Linked DNA regions of Homo sapiens: all the other regions are linked to region 2. The links are chromatin loops, found by intact Hi-C in ENCODE. Cell type or tissue: mammary epithelial cell. All regions are shown on one strand. Region 1 has its middle 210 kb from the start of KCNQ5. Region 2 has its middle 68 kb from the start of KCNQ5. Region 3 has its middle 200 kb from the start of KCNQ5.

Region 1 (5,000 bases), 140 kb after region 2:
TTTTAAACCAATGTTTCTGGCACGCCCTTGCAGTTACTTTTTCAGTTGTCTTGGAAAATGCCACATTAAAAGGCCAGAGTCAAGATCACAGTACTTACTCTTCCTCAATCAGGGCAGCCCCATTGATCTTTCATAGTCATAAAAGGTGAACCCAACTGATGTCTAAGTCAGGCACTGCTCCTGAGGTTCATAATCTGGTTTGCTGGGGAAGGAGGGTGGATTGTCAGCAAAGGAGGACCACATACTGGGTAAAAGTGCCTTCTTTCTCTCCCTGTGCCAACCACTGCTCACACCTGATGCTTCCTATGGAGCTAATTATGAGAAAAATATTTAGGACTCCCATTTTAGTGAATAAAACTTACCAAACGAGATTATTTAGAGCAGGGCTTCTCAAACTTTAGTATCTCTATGAATCACTCGGGGATTTTGTTAAACAGCAGAGTCTGATTCAGTCAGTTCGGGGCGGGACCTGAGGGTCTGTATTTCCGACAAGCTCCCAGCTGTTGCTGGTGCTACTGGTCAGAGGACTGGACTTTGAGTCGCACGGGATCAGGTTCAGTGTTTGTTGTTTACACATACTCACACACGCCTGTATGTGCTGCAGAAGTGGACGAGAAAGAAAAGCACACCTTTCATTCTTAGAGGGTTTTATATATTTAAAAACACTTTGATAGACATTTCTCTTAGGCAAGCAGGGTAGGTAGCATTATCACAGTTTTTTCTGCCCAATGGTATATAGTTATATAATCTCATTAACTATGAGGTTATAGATCCAATTGCTCATACCTGTTCACCACAAAAGACTAATTGAATTAGAATATGTTTGTATTATAGTATTTTTGTTAATATTATGGTATTTGTACACAAATTAGAGTGTCGTTATTAGATTGTTATTAATCACACACATTTTGAAATGCTGTAAATCCTAGTGGGTTCAAGTTACTAGGGAGTTATTTCACAGATTCCACAGAGGGGTTCAAAGAGACATCTCTGGGGAGAGAGGGTGCCTTTGCCAATGATGCATCTCTAGAAGCTCCCACATTCATAGTCAGGTGAACTTTGCTGCTTTGTCCTGATGTTTACTGGCTTTTCTCCACATTGATTGAAATTCCATAATCATGGTGAGAATAATTAGAGTGGTGTCAAGGAATCTCCTACCTCCCACCTGTAGTGGGTTGAATGATGACCCCCATCCCAAAATAAAAGTCCACTCAGAACATCTGAATGTGATCTTATTTGGAAGAAAGGTCACTGCAGATATAATTAAGGTAAGGATATTGAGATGAGAAGGCCTTGACTTAGGGTGGGCCCCAAGTCCAATGACAAACGTCCTTATAAGAGATCAAAAAAGAAGAGAGGGGGCACCTGGAGGCCATGTGAGGATGGAGGTAGAGACTGCAGTTCTACTGCCACAAGTCAAGGAGTGCCAGTAGGCTCCAGGAGCTGGGAGTGGGCAGGAAGCATTCTTCCCTGAGGCCTTTGGAGGGAGTGTGGGTCTGCTGTCACCTTGATTTCAGATTTCTGGCCTCCAGAACGGTAAAATAAGTTCTTGTTTTAAAAAGAAGTTCTTGTCGTTTTAAGCCACAAGCTTTGGGTACTTTGTTGTGGCAGCCCCCGGAAAGAGTGCGCAGCCCCTTACGCACCTTCCAGTGGTGGCTCATGGTCCAGCCTTGAGAAGTTCTCTCCCTGCTGCTCATGCCTCCTCTCTGCCCCCCTGTCCCGGGTACTTGGCCTTGGCGTGGCCTGTCCACACATGGCTGTGCTTGAGCATGGTGGCATTGGTCCCAGGGACAGGGCAACTTTATTCCATAAGTGGAAACGACAGAGATTCTCTGACCACACACACCTGGGGACTGGAAATGAACCTATAATCTCAAGGGAGGTGAGTCAAAACTCAGAATTCATTCACCAAAACAAAACCTCTTGATTGATTCTTGGTGGAGATAAAGATGAAAAAGATTTGAGTATGCATATAATTATAAAATACTTATACTGTATTCTCAAGCAGATATTTTTACACCATATAAAAGGCAGTTGCCCCACAAGATTAGTCCTTAACCTTAAGGTTTAGTCAGTCCTAGTTAAATTTTCCCTACTGAAGGCTAGCGCATCAGCATTGACTCTCAAAAGATCCCTCTGCATTCAGCGTCTTCTCGGACCTGCACGAAGCACTGCTGCCATCTTGTGGCTGAGATGCGCCACTACACCCGCTTATTTTATGAGGTTCTAGCTCTCACCAACAGAGGGCAGGGTTGAGGCCCCTGCCTGCAGACAAACCCTTGTTCATAATTTTGAGCCAAATGCTAGTGTGGCAGAGTGAGATTTCTTTTTAAACTAAATTTTGAGAAGAACCAGGTAATACAACTGCTATTTGCCTGTTAATAAAGCAGGGGAAATTCACAAATATTTCACAGCCTCCTAGGAGGTGAGAACATGCCACTAGATACACTATTTTGAATTTCCTATTTTCCTACTTCCTATCCATCTGATGCCCTAATGGCAGCTAACAGGGAGGAGTCCAGCGTGGGAAGGTGAGGAGGGTTGGGATTGCAGGAGGCCAGGTGATACCCTGACACTGGGCTTCCTGTTACCTTTGGAACTGAGAGGCAATCCAACCCTAAAGTGGTAGAACTTTGTTTAACTCTCCAACAACTAGGGTTCTGATAGCCTGATTTCCTAGGAAAGAGGATTTATGTAGCTCAGAGTTATATTTGGTTTGTGGTTGCTATTAGAGTAAAAGAATCAGGCCTGGTGTGGTGCCTCACACCTGTAATCGCAGCCCTTTGGGAGGGCAAGGCAGGAAGACTGCTTGAGGCCAGGAGTTTGAGACCAGGCTGGCCCACATAGTCCGACCCCCATCTCTAAAAAAAACTTAAAAACTAGCCATGTGTGGTGGTGCATGCCTTTTGTTCCGGCTACCGAGGAGGCTGAGGCTGAGCCTAGAAGTTTGGGGCTTCAGTAAGCCATGATTGTACCACTGCATTCTAGCTTGGGTGACGGAGCGAGATATTGTCTCAAAAAAAAAAAAAAAAAAAAAAAAAGAGAGAGAGAGGGAGAGAATCTATCTTTCTTAGTCTCCATCTATCTTTTCACAAAAGTGAAATTTGCCTGACTGACCCGCATCAACATCCCCCTTCACCTACCCCCAATAAAATCGTCAAACAGAGCAAAGCTCAGAGCAAGAGTGAAGGTTCTGGGGCCTTCCCATTTGTCCTGCCTCCTTCCTCTTCCATCATTGTCTAAAGAAAGGCTCAAAGAATGTTTCTTAATTCTTTATAATTGGAAAGCTTTCATCAAGAGTGTTTTAAAGAAAAAGAAGTGCATTTCTGGAGCATTACTCTAGGGTCACCAACTTATCAATTTTAATCGATGAATCAGAGATCTAGACTGAAAAATCATGAGTGTTTTTGCTGGTTTTACTTAGTAGATAGAAAGGCCAGTGGAAAGTGTGGCCCGTCACAAGGCTCTGCTTTCCAGGCCTGGGCATTCAATCTTTCTGTGCAAACTGAGCTCCTCCAACCCCTGCATCACTTGGAGGTGGGACCGGCTTCATAGGCCTGGGTCCTGGGCAGTCACACCAGCCCTCGCACTCAGGAGGCCTGCTCTTGGCTTCACGCTCTGCTGTTGCTATCTTGAAAATCTTAAGAATTTTTTAACATGCGGGCTCAGATTTTTATTTTGTACTAGACCTCGTAAATGACATAATAGGTCCTGCCTGGGAGTGTGTTAGAGATGCATTATCTGAGGCCTCATCTTGGACTTCTAAAATTGAATGTGTATTTTAACAGGATCCCAAGGTAAATGGTTGCAACTTTAAAATTTGAGCACTGATCTTAGCTGCCTATGAAGTTGTGGTGGCAGAACGCAGATGAGTGAGCAGGGGGTGAGTCCTTGGCAGAGAATGCAGGGGAAGATCTGCCTTCTCCTCTTCAGAATGGAAGAATCAAAAAGCAGAGAGCCTGGGGGTGGGGGGCACTTGGGAGATGATGAAATTCAGGGAGAGAGAGGAGAGTAAGTGGAAATTGTTTTACAGTACAGGAACCAGCTCTCATAAACCATTTCCTTTATAACTTGGTGACCTGTCATAAATTTTTGAAAAACTTAGTTCTAACATTGGAGCACAAAAGTGAAATTGAACCATGACTGACCACTGTTTCTCTGGCTTTAGGATATAGCCTGACCATTGTTGAGCTATTGCTCTACTATGGAATGAGACAGGATTCCCCATTGATCCAAGTTGCCCTTTATCCCTCCACTGTTTCTAGACATTTTCCCCTCTGTTACCCTTCTAGCTCTCAAATCTCCAACCCTTCCAAACTCAACATGCACACTTTGCTTTATGTCATCGGGGGGTTACACATTTACAAAAGAACATCTTGGAAAATACTTTTACTTCAGCCTGTAGCTGCTTTCAGAAGGATAAGAAAACCCCAAGGAAAAGGGGACTCCAATAGTTTAACTGCCAGAAATACAGGTGGTGGATTTATAAAGTCAAAATTAATTTGTAATTTTAAAATTTACTGTTGCTATGATTTAGAAAAAAAACCTTCAAATAGGAGTGTTTTTTTTTTTAATTTGTGTGTCATAGAGCACTTCATATTGGTTACTTGCAATTTTATTGAGCCCAATTATTATACTTCCAGTGTAGAAGTCTCCACCTTAGTGTACATGGTTGAGAAATCAAACAATATATTTGATATAATACCGTGTTAGGTCATTCTTGCATTCCTATAAAGAAATACCTGAGACTGGGTAATTTATAAAGAAAAGACACTTAATTGGCTCACGGTTCGGCAGACTGTACAGGCAGCATGGTGCAGGCATCTGCTTGCTTCTTGGGAGGACTCAGGGAGCTTTTACTCATGGTGGGAGGCAAAGTGGGAGCTGGTACTTCGTATGGGGAAAACAGGAGCAAGGGCAGGGGGAGGTGCCCCACACTTTTAAAGGACCAGATCTCCTGAGAACTCACTCTTTGTGGTGGGGACGTCACTAAGCCAGGA
Region 2 (5,000 bases):
ACTATTGTTTGGCATCTGCCTTCATGTTATGTCTGTCTTTACAAGTCTCTCATTCCTACTTTGTCCAGGATGCAAAATGAATTTAAATTCTGGGTGTTAGGAGTCCAGATTGAAGGCTTATGAAGAAACTCTGGCCAGATCTAAAATAAGTTGTGTGATCACAAGGAGAGAGTTGCAAAAACTTCAAGGATAGGGTGACAGATACAGAGATAGACAAGGAGGAAGTGAGATGTGGAAACAGGTGGGGGTAAATCTTTATTACAAGATTAAGAAATGGGAAGAAAATTAATTTTAAATTTAAAGGAAATCTATACTAACCACTTTCACAAAAGAAATTTCAGCCATTTGATTTGCTTGCAATCTGCACTGAGGCCCTCTGTTTCTGGATGATTGAAACTCAAGTTTAGTTTGCTTTTTTGAAAAAAAATCATAGATTGTTTGTTGTGGCTTGCTCATGAATAAGATTGCCAGGTTCTATTTATATAGAGTTTTGTCCCGCTTGTAAATGTAAATAATTGGTGATTTTGTTTGCAACTTCTTATTTTGTTTTTATTAATTTTGTATAATTTATGCACTCATGGCAGCCCTTCAAGTAGACTATAAAACTCTTGCTTGGCAGGATAGGACTCTGGCACTAAGCAGTTCATCAAAATTAAACTCTTAAATATTAAATAAACATTCAGGAAAAGGTGATTGCCGAGTCAGTCAGGAATAAAGTGCAGGAGTGGTGTTTCTCTATCACAAATTTATTACTTAACTTTCACTTTCAGCTGCCATGATTTCCATCATCTTAAATTGAACAGAATTCTATGTAGACTTTTTTTTTTTTGTCTCAGCTTTGAGCTCTTTTATGCAGTGAAGTATACCAAAGACAAGGAGTAACGAGGAGCATCCCAGGGGGAAGCTTTTGGTGTCATTGATTTCTTTGGGAATTTGAGGAGAACTAGGGCTCCATAAAAACATACAATTTGCAATTCTATGAAAACAACTTAGGAAGAATTTTCACATGTGGCTACATTCAACATCTACTATCTCTAGCCAGGGAATCTCTAGTCAGCTGAGATTGGGAGTAGCTGCCCTGGGCTCCGCAGGGAACTGATTATGGGTCCGAAAGACTCCCCATATACAGAGCTATGAATCTTCTAAATATGAGGAAAAGTGATAGTCATAGGGAGTCCCCTAAGTTGATGCCTCTCAAACTTTAATATATTTGCAACTTGCTTTGGGATTTTGATAAAATGCAGATTTCTAGGCCCCCCACTCCAAAGACACTGATATTGTATGTCTGGGGTGGGGCCTGAGAAGCTGCCTTTCTAGCAAGCTCTCAGGTGTTGCTACTTTGCAGTTTTCAGGACCATACATTGGAGAGAACCGCCCTGAGTGGTCAATCACACTATGATTAATTCAATCAGGAAACTTGAATGCCTTCTATGAATATCCATGACCAAAGAATGGGCCTCTGGAGGGCTGCTTGCCGACTGAAGAGAGGGAGAAAGGACACACCTGCCTAGCCAGTAAAACAACAGAATCAACTCTAGAAATCAGTGTAGTGGTAGATGACCCACTAAAATCACCTTTCTGGCCACGAACCAGCATCATGAGTTAAGAGGTAGGCAGTGTTTATAACCCAGAACGGGAAAGTTCTCTTAAAGGACTCTTGCACGACCAAAGCCAATTAAAGAGGTCTAGGGGGGGCACTGTTGTCATGGGTAGTGAATTACCAAATATTTCAGTCCAGGCATGCAGAAAACCTTACAATGTAGAGTTGTGATCCAGACCTAGACTTTGGGGTGAGGCAGCCTGCAGTAGAATCCCTGCACTGCCAATTCTCAGCTGCGTTCCTTAGCAAGTTACTTAACCTTTCTGGGCTTCAGTTTTTTCCATATAAAAATAGAGATATTAATAATATCTTCTTCCCAGGGTTGTTGTGAAACTACTATCAAAGCACTCACCACCATGCCTGACACTTAGGAAGTGCTCAATAAAGGTTTTTATTATGCCTCCAGCAAGATAAATTTTTCCTTTGATGATATCTAGTGACTTCATCAGAATAAAGACTTTCTTATACATTTTAGTGTGACATATGCAAAAAGAATCACACAGGAGCTGGAGATATTTTTTAAAGTTATTTTGATCACAGTGTATAAATTCTCATCTTAAGAGTAGTTCAGCTACTATTTTCATGATAATAACAAAGCAGCAGCTAAAGCTAAAGCTATCTTGGGCTATTTCCTCTAAATTTGCCTTCTAACATGGGAAGAATTTTATCTCACAAATTAGCAAATTCTAGCAAAGCCAGAATGTTGGTCATTTCTGATATCATGACTCTTGTGTATCTTTTCTGGCACATCCCAAAACCATCAGATTGATTCCGAGTTCTCAAAATACATATTGTGTTTATTCATTCATTATTCATTCATTCCTTTCATTCTTTGGTGTTCACAGTCTATTCCTATTGCCATGGGGATAACTATTCAATGACAACTACCTTTTTACTTCATTTTAGTCATTTCCGTTGTGTCAGGTTTATTCTGGCTTTGATGATGAATGGAAAGGGAAAAAGAAACTTATTAAATAAAGTGACTTTTTTTTCCGCTCAATTTGCTTTTGCATCTCTTATGTGTGTCTCAAATTTAGCAAGTGAAACATTTGTCCCAATGGATTATCTGAAATGCATCGTTGGCTGTCAGACACATGATTGATTTTAAATATATGCCTGAGTTCTTTCTATTAGACTAAACCCTTAGGACAGCAAAACACTCTTGCTGTAAAAATGCTTTCCTGTCATTGTCAGGTACACCTGTCATCTTTGACTTAACCCTTGTATTGTAAACAAGAAGCTGCTGGCAAGAGATCATAAACAAAACCAATTTCTGTGTCTCTATTTTCCAGAAGTCTCTCCAGGGAAGTTATCTCTCTAAGACATCATTCCATTTCATCCTTTCTTGGTTCTTGGCTCTTTTTATTCCTCTTTCTGCATGCCATATTCACTTTTCCTGTATGCATTTTGAATCAGTCTCTGTGCCTCTCTGGTTACTGTGGCTCAGCAATGAGTCATGGAAACTACTCAAGACTTGTCTCCTTCTATTTATCCTACCAGCCGTATCCTGTTATTTGTCTGCCTTTCAGCTGCCCTTGTGTAACGAGATGCCTTTTTACTTGCCTTCTTCAGTGTTATTCATCTCGTTTAAATTTTCCATCTCTGAGTTGCCAGCCCCCAACACCATTTTAAATTTTAAATATTTTCATTAATTTTTCAAAAAAGTTATAATTTGGCTGAATAACAGTGTCTCTTTGTATTACCAACTATGAAATAGTACAATGTGCAAAATTTAATTAGTTCCAATTAATGTTTTAAACCCAAATGAGCCTATGTTCATTCTCATCTACTTACTGTGGCAGAGGGATACAGCAGAGTATTTGTGCAAAAGCTTTATTCCATTTCTCTTCATGACCTTGCTATTTTTATAATTTTGAAGAGTCCAGTTATATCCAATATGTCGGACTGATTTTCCAATAAGTTACATGTAATGACACTGGAATGTCATCTATGTGCCAGTTCAATTGTGCCACGGGTTGGAAAACTGTGTGCCAAATCCAACCTGACAGCTGTTTCTGTAAATAAGCTTTCATTGCAACATAGCCACACCCACCTATGTATACACTATCTGTGGCTGCTTTCACATGACAAAGGAAGAGTTGAATAGTTGTGACAGAGACTACACGACCTAAAACACCTAAAATATTTGCTTTCTGGCCATTTTAGAAAATGTTTTCCTAGCAGTGGACCACCCGGTAAACCAAGTCTGGTAAATTTCCATGTCAGGTCTTGAGGTAAAGTTTATAGAATGGTTACTAACTGAATATCTCTCCCCTCCAAATATATAAAAATCATCTGTTAACTCATACAAAGACCAGATTATCTTTAGAGATAGTCCAAGGTATTTGCATATAACTAGAGTTGCCAGGTAAAATACAGAGTGCCCGGCCGGGTGTGGTGGCTTACGCCTGTAATCCTAGCACACTGAGAGGCCAAGGAGGGCAGACTGCCTGAGCTCAGAAGTTCGAGACCAGCCTGGGCAACATGGTGAAAACCTGTTTCTACTAAAAATACAAAAATTTAGGTGGGCATGGTGGTGCACACCTGTAGTCCTAGCTACTAGGGAGGCTGAAGCATGAACCTGAGAGGCGGAGGCTGCAGTGAGCCGAGATCATGCCTCTTCACTCCAGTTTGGGCAACAGAGCAAGACTCTGCCTCAAAAAGGAAAAAAAAACGCCGGGCTCGGTGGCTCACACCTGTAATCCCAGCACTTTGGGAGGCCAAGGCTGGCAGATCAGATCACCTGAGGTCGGGAGTTCGAGACCAGCCTGACCAATATGGAGAAGCCCTGCCTTTACTAAAAATAATAATAATAATAATAATAATAATAATTAGCCAGGTGTGGTGGCACATGCCTATAATCCCAGCTACTCAGGAGGCTAAGGCAGGAGAATTGCATGAACCCAGGAGGCGGAGGTTGCTGTGAGCCAAGATCATGCCATTGCACTCCAGCCTAGGCAACAAGAGCAAAACTCCATCTCAGTAAAACAAAAAACAAACAAACAAACAAAAAGCACAAAACACAGAATGCCCAGTTATGACTAAAATTCAGATAAATGACAAAGAATTTTCTAGTATAACTGTGTCCCACATATTACATGGGACATACTTATACTAAAAAATTCTTTATTTATCTGAAATTCAAATGTTATGGGCATCTTGCTCTTTTATTTGCTAAATCCAGCAACTTTGCATATAAAGGAATGAAAAGAAGAAAACCTGAAGAGAAATTGAAGCAACATCTACAGGGCACTGTGTGAAGTTTTTAGTTTATTAGCACCTTTGAGAATATTATCTGATAATATTCCAGAATTCTGCCATTGATATTCATGTTTTGAATCAATAATAGGAGACTTCAGTCTTTATACCCAGGTGTTTTGTGTACACAGGTGGTCTGCTT
Region 3 (5,000 bases), 130 kb after region 2:
AATTAATTGAAGATGGATTAAAGACTTAAATGTTAGACCTAAAATCATAAAAACCCTAGAAGAAAACCTAGGCAATACCATTCAGGACATAGGCATGGGCAAGGACTTCATGTCTAAAACACTAAAAGCAATGACAACAAAAGCCAAAATTGACAAATGGGATCTAATTAAACTAAAGAACTTCTGCACAGCAAAAGAAATTACCATCAGAGTGAACAGGCAACCTACAGAATGGGAGAAAATGTTTGCAATCTACTCATCTGACAAAGGGCTAATATCCAGAATCTACAAAGAACTCAAACAAATTTACAAGAAAAATACAAACAACCCCATCAAAAATTGGGTGAAGGATATGAACAGACACTTCTCAAAAGAAGACATTTATGCAGCCAACAGACACATGAAAAAGTTCTTATCATCACTGGCCTTCAGAGAAATGCAAATCAAAACCACAATGAGATACCATCTCACACCAGTTAGAATGGCGATCATTAAATCATGCTGCTATAAAGACACATGCACACGTATGTTTATTGTGGCACTATTCACAATAGCAAAGACTTGGAACCAACCCAAATGTCCAACAATGATAGACTGGATTAAGAAAATGTGGTACATACACACCATGGAATGCTATGCAGCCATAAAAAATGATGAGTTCATGTCCTTTGTAGGGACATGGATGAAGCTGGAAACCATCATTCTCAGTAAACTATTGCAAGGACAAAAATCCAAACACCACATGTTCTCACTCGTAGGTTGGAATTGAACAATGAGAACACATGGACACAGGAAGGGGAACATCACACACTGGGGCCTGTTGTGGGGTCGGGGGGAGCGGGGAGGGATAACATTAGGAGATATACCTAATGTTAAATGACGAGTTAATGGGTGCAGCACACCAACATGGCACATGTATACATATGTAGCAAACCTGCATATTGTGCACATGTACCCTAAAACTTAAAGTATAATAAAAACAAAACAAAACAAAAAAAGTAAGGAAACAACAGGTGCTGGAGAGGATGTGGAGAAATAGGAACAGTTTTACACTGTTGGTGGGACTATAAACTAGTTCAACCATTGTGTAAGACAGTGTGGTGATTCCTCAAGGATCTAGAACTAGAAATACCATTTGACCCAGCCATCCCATTACTAGGTATATACCCAAAGGATTATAAATCATGCTGCTATAAAGACACACGCACATGTATGTTCATTGCGGCACTATTCACAATAGCAAAGACTTGGAACCAACCCAAATGTCCATCAATGATAGACTGGATTAAGAAAATGTGGCACATATACACCATGGAATATTATGCAGCCATAAAAAATGATGAGTTCATGTCCTTTGTAGGGACATGGATGAAGCCAGAAACTATCATTCTCAGCAAACTATTGTAAGGACAGAAAACCAAACACCGCATGTTCTCACTCATAGGTGGGAACTGAACAATGAGAACGCTTGGACACAGGAAGGGGAACATCACACACAAGGGCCTGTTGTGGGGTGAGGGGAGAGGGGAGGGTTAGCATTAGGAGATATACCTAATGTAAATGACTAGTTAATGGGTGCAGTACACCAACATGGCACATGTATACATATGTAATAAGCCTTCATGTTGTGCACATGTACCCTAGAACTTAAAGTGTAATAATAAAAAAAAGAAAAATATTGGTGCATTTTAATATAGCAAGTTTACTGGATCAGATTTCTAGCTAATTCTTTGTCTGTTGGAAACCTGTACCTAGTAGAAGTTAAAATGATTTAAATGCATTATAACCAGATTGTAGGAAGTGCGTGGAAGTCATAAGAAAAGCCAATACTCTGTGATTTCAATAGCAACAGAGATCAGGTACCTACTGAGGAAATGAAACATGAACTCCACGAAGACACGGACTATTCTGCAGAATATGCTCACCCTCATCAGGACTAGATTTAGATCCAATAACTTGTCCTTAGTGCCTTCCAGAAGCCCTGCTGGCCTTCCCATCGGCAGGCACTTTTGCCTCCATCCCAATTCCTAAGTCCTCAATTTCCCTGGAATATCGAAATACTAGCTTTTCCCCACAGTCCAATTCAGTCCTGTCTCAACTGTGATGGACTAGCCTCTCAATTTCGCTTCCATCTGGATTACTTCACTAATTGGTGAATTGTGTGTAACTAGCTCTTAAGGATATACAACGCAACATTGCTTAGTACTGTGGCATGTGTCTACATCTTTATTCTCTATGTAGGTTGTGAACTTTGGGGAGCAGGCATCATGTTTCATACTTTTGTAGTGTCCACTCCAAGAAAATTCTGAGCATATGTTCAGCACATTCTTATTACTTAAGTCACAGTTTCCCACAGGCTTGCTAAAGGGGAGGGAAGAACATACTGAGGAGATGACCTGGACTTACTAATTGAAATCTCCCTGCAGAATGGGCTGTTAATTGCTCATGCAATTCATTTGTCAACACTTGAATTCATACGAATTTTCAGGGAATTAAGGAGAAATGGTAAGTGGAAGTAGTGGTGGAGAATCAGCAGAAAAGAATTCTGTGTGGACTTCCATTAATTCTGGTTACTTTTCCTTATGAAAGTTCTGCCTGTCCCTAAATATGATTTATAAGCTGCTAGGTACTCACTGGTATATGAAAGCATAGCTTCTTCCGACAGCTGACTACCAGTGCATTAAATTTGCAATATGTTTCTATTTTTCCTTTTTTTTGGCCGAAGCAAATAGCTGTTATTGTCTCTATTTCCTGTAACTGTTATTGCTACCATTAATCTCTCCAATGAGTTTAACAGAGAGGCATAAATCTACCCCTAATACCAGATAAGAAAGGCACTCAAAGAAATATACAGATACTTAAACAAAAAATAATGCAATGTTAAGCTGAGCTATATTCTTTAGTTAAATCTTTTTTTTATATTTATTTTTTAAATCTCTAAGATAACCGAACATCGTAAGGGCTAAAGTAGTTATATTATTCAGATAAATTTAAAAATTCAAACATATAAATGGATGTTACAATGAGCATATTCAGAAATGATATGGTCAATATATATAAAGCAGTAGACCTGGAAGAAATGGCTGATGAATATTATTTGGGAATATGTCATAGCATGCCCACAATCTGCAAGCTGTCACATGTGGATACACCGACTTTTGTCTGCCATCCTCAAGCTAGTTTCTTCTCCTCCAGCTTGTTTGAGCAGTGAATGGACTTTTGTTTGAGAAGAAACAAATGTGTATTATTTCATCTGAGAGTAACTAGTTACATTTTCAAAAAACAGATCCTGACTTATACCACTTTGAGAGACTGGTATATATGTGGAAAGGTTTAAAGAAGTAAATAAACTAATACTGATGGTAATTCTAGGCTATCAAAATTAATTTTATGTTATTTAACATGTATTAAGCACTTGGTTTATGCCAGACATTGACAAAATGCTTTTACAGGCATTCATACATTTACATAACAAATATTTGATGGGTGCCCACCATATGCCAGGAATTATTTTATTTCTTTCTCATGATAACTCCACAAAATAAGAGCTATTCTTATGCACATTTTCTGATAAGAAAACTGAGATTTTCAAGCTTGATGAAATTACTCATGGTAAAATAATTAGAAAGTGGCAGAGCCAGAATTCTGTATCCAGAGCCCAAGCTCTTAAATCAGATGCTATATTGCCTCATATAATGCATCAAACCTGGAATTATGATGATAAACTGCAGTGCATAAGTTTGTTCTTATATATGGGAAGAGCAAGGAGATAAGTGAGAGCTACGCAAAGAGAAATGAGAATCAAGTCATTCCTCTTTACAAATTATACCTTTTCGCCGTATTTAGATAAAATTTTCAGAGTTTCATTTGTTTTGTTTACTTATTTTTTTCTCATTCTACCTTAACTCATGATGTGCTGGTAAGTTTTTAACAACTATTTTTTGGAATAAAAATCCCTGATTTATAACATTTGCCAGTTTCTGTGGTGTAAGTAATCACACCATGGGTGATTTCATGCTATTAATGTGAGTTGGGAGGGATATGGATATTCAGATTAACGAAGCCTAAAAGATCAACACAAGATTAATGAAAGATTAAGGAAGCCCAAGCAAGATCAATACAAAGAAGGAATACTCCAAGGCACATTATAATCAATTAGTCACAAGTCAAAGACAAAGAGAGACTCTTGAAAACAGCAATAGACAAGAGACTTGTCACATGTAAGGAAACCCTTATAAGCCTATCAGAAATTTTTCAACAGAAACCTTGCTAGCCAGGAGAGAGTAGGGATGATATGTTCAAAGGGCAGAAAAAAAGTAATGCCAACCAACAAGACTATGCCTGGCAAAGCTGTACTCAGAAATGAAGAGCTAAAGACATGCCCAGGCAGACAAATGTTGGGGAGGTCATTACCACTGGACATACCTTACAAGAAATGATAAAGGTTCTTCATGTTGGAATGAAAGCATGCTAATTAACAACATGAAGACATATGAAATTTAAAAACCCAATGGTAAAGGTAAATATATGGTCAAAATCAGAATGCTCTAATACTGTAACGGTAGTGTGTAAGTCACATATTTCTAACATAAAAGTCAAAAGACAAAGCTATTAAAAGTAATCATAACCACAATAATTTGTTAGGGGAACAATATAAAAAGATGTGAATTACGACATAAAAACATAAAATATGCAGGGGGAGCAAAAATGTAAAGGTTTTGTATGTGATCATAATTGTTATTAGCTTAAAATAATCTGTTATAACCATAAAAATAACCTGATATAACTATAAATGTTCTATGTAAGCCTCACAGGAAGAGACGTACACCAACAGCTCTTATAAACTGGCTTCAGCATGTCACACTGTTTATAACCTGCCACAATGGAGCATTCACTTAGTAGTTGAAAAAGTGATAAATTCCAGAAGAAAACTGTTTTGAGGGTTGAGAGATTTGGAATCTATGCTATTTTTTGTTCATTGAGCTCATTCCTAAAAAAAA

The links. Hi-C counts contacts between places; a loop is a spot of excess contacts. Peaks named below come from ENCODE experiments on the same cell type or tissue, not always from the same donor. Only the 100,000 strongest peaks of a DNase experiment are listed, where the experiment ranks them.
Region 1: a loop joins it to region 2, with 4 times the contacts of the local background. A loop is called at or near these places in 4 of 110 quality-filtered maps.
Region 3: it touches region 2 in a loop (5-fold over the local background); 4 of 110 quality-filtered maps call a loop at or near these places.

Annotation. Positions count from the first base shown.
Region 1 is chr6:72,409,584-72,414,583 of GRCh38, reverse strand. No RefSeq gene overlaps it. Among named protein-coding and RNA genes, the nearest start is that of KCNQ5, 210 kb to the left of the region's middle. In mammary epithelial cell, a CTCF peak has its summit at 2,212 (motif pointing left); a DNase peak (open chromatin) is centred at 2,203.
Region 2 is chr6:72,551,752-72,556,751 of GRCh38, reverse strand. No RefSeq gene overlaps it. Among named protein-coding and RNA genes, the nearest start is that of KCNQ5, 68 kb to the left of the region's middle. In mammary epithelial cell, no CTCF peak of the experiment used is centred here; DNase peaks (open chromatin) are centred at 2,481 and 3,081; H3K27ac peaks cover 3,420 bases.
Region 3 is chr6:72,422,849-72,427,848 of GRCh38, reverse strand. No RefSeq gene overlaps it. Among named protein-coding and RNA genes, the nearest start is that of KCNQ5, 200 kb to the left of the region's middle. In mammary epithelial cell, no CTCF peak of the experiment used is centred here; DNase peaks (open chromatin) are centred at 2,328 and 3,148; H3K27ac peaks cover 2,380 bases.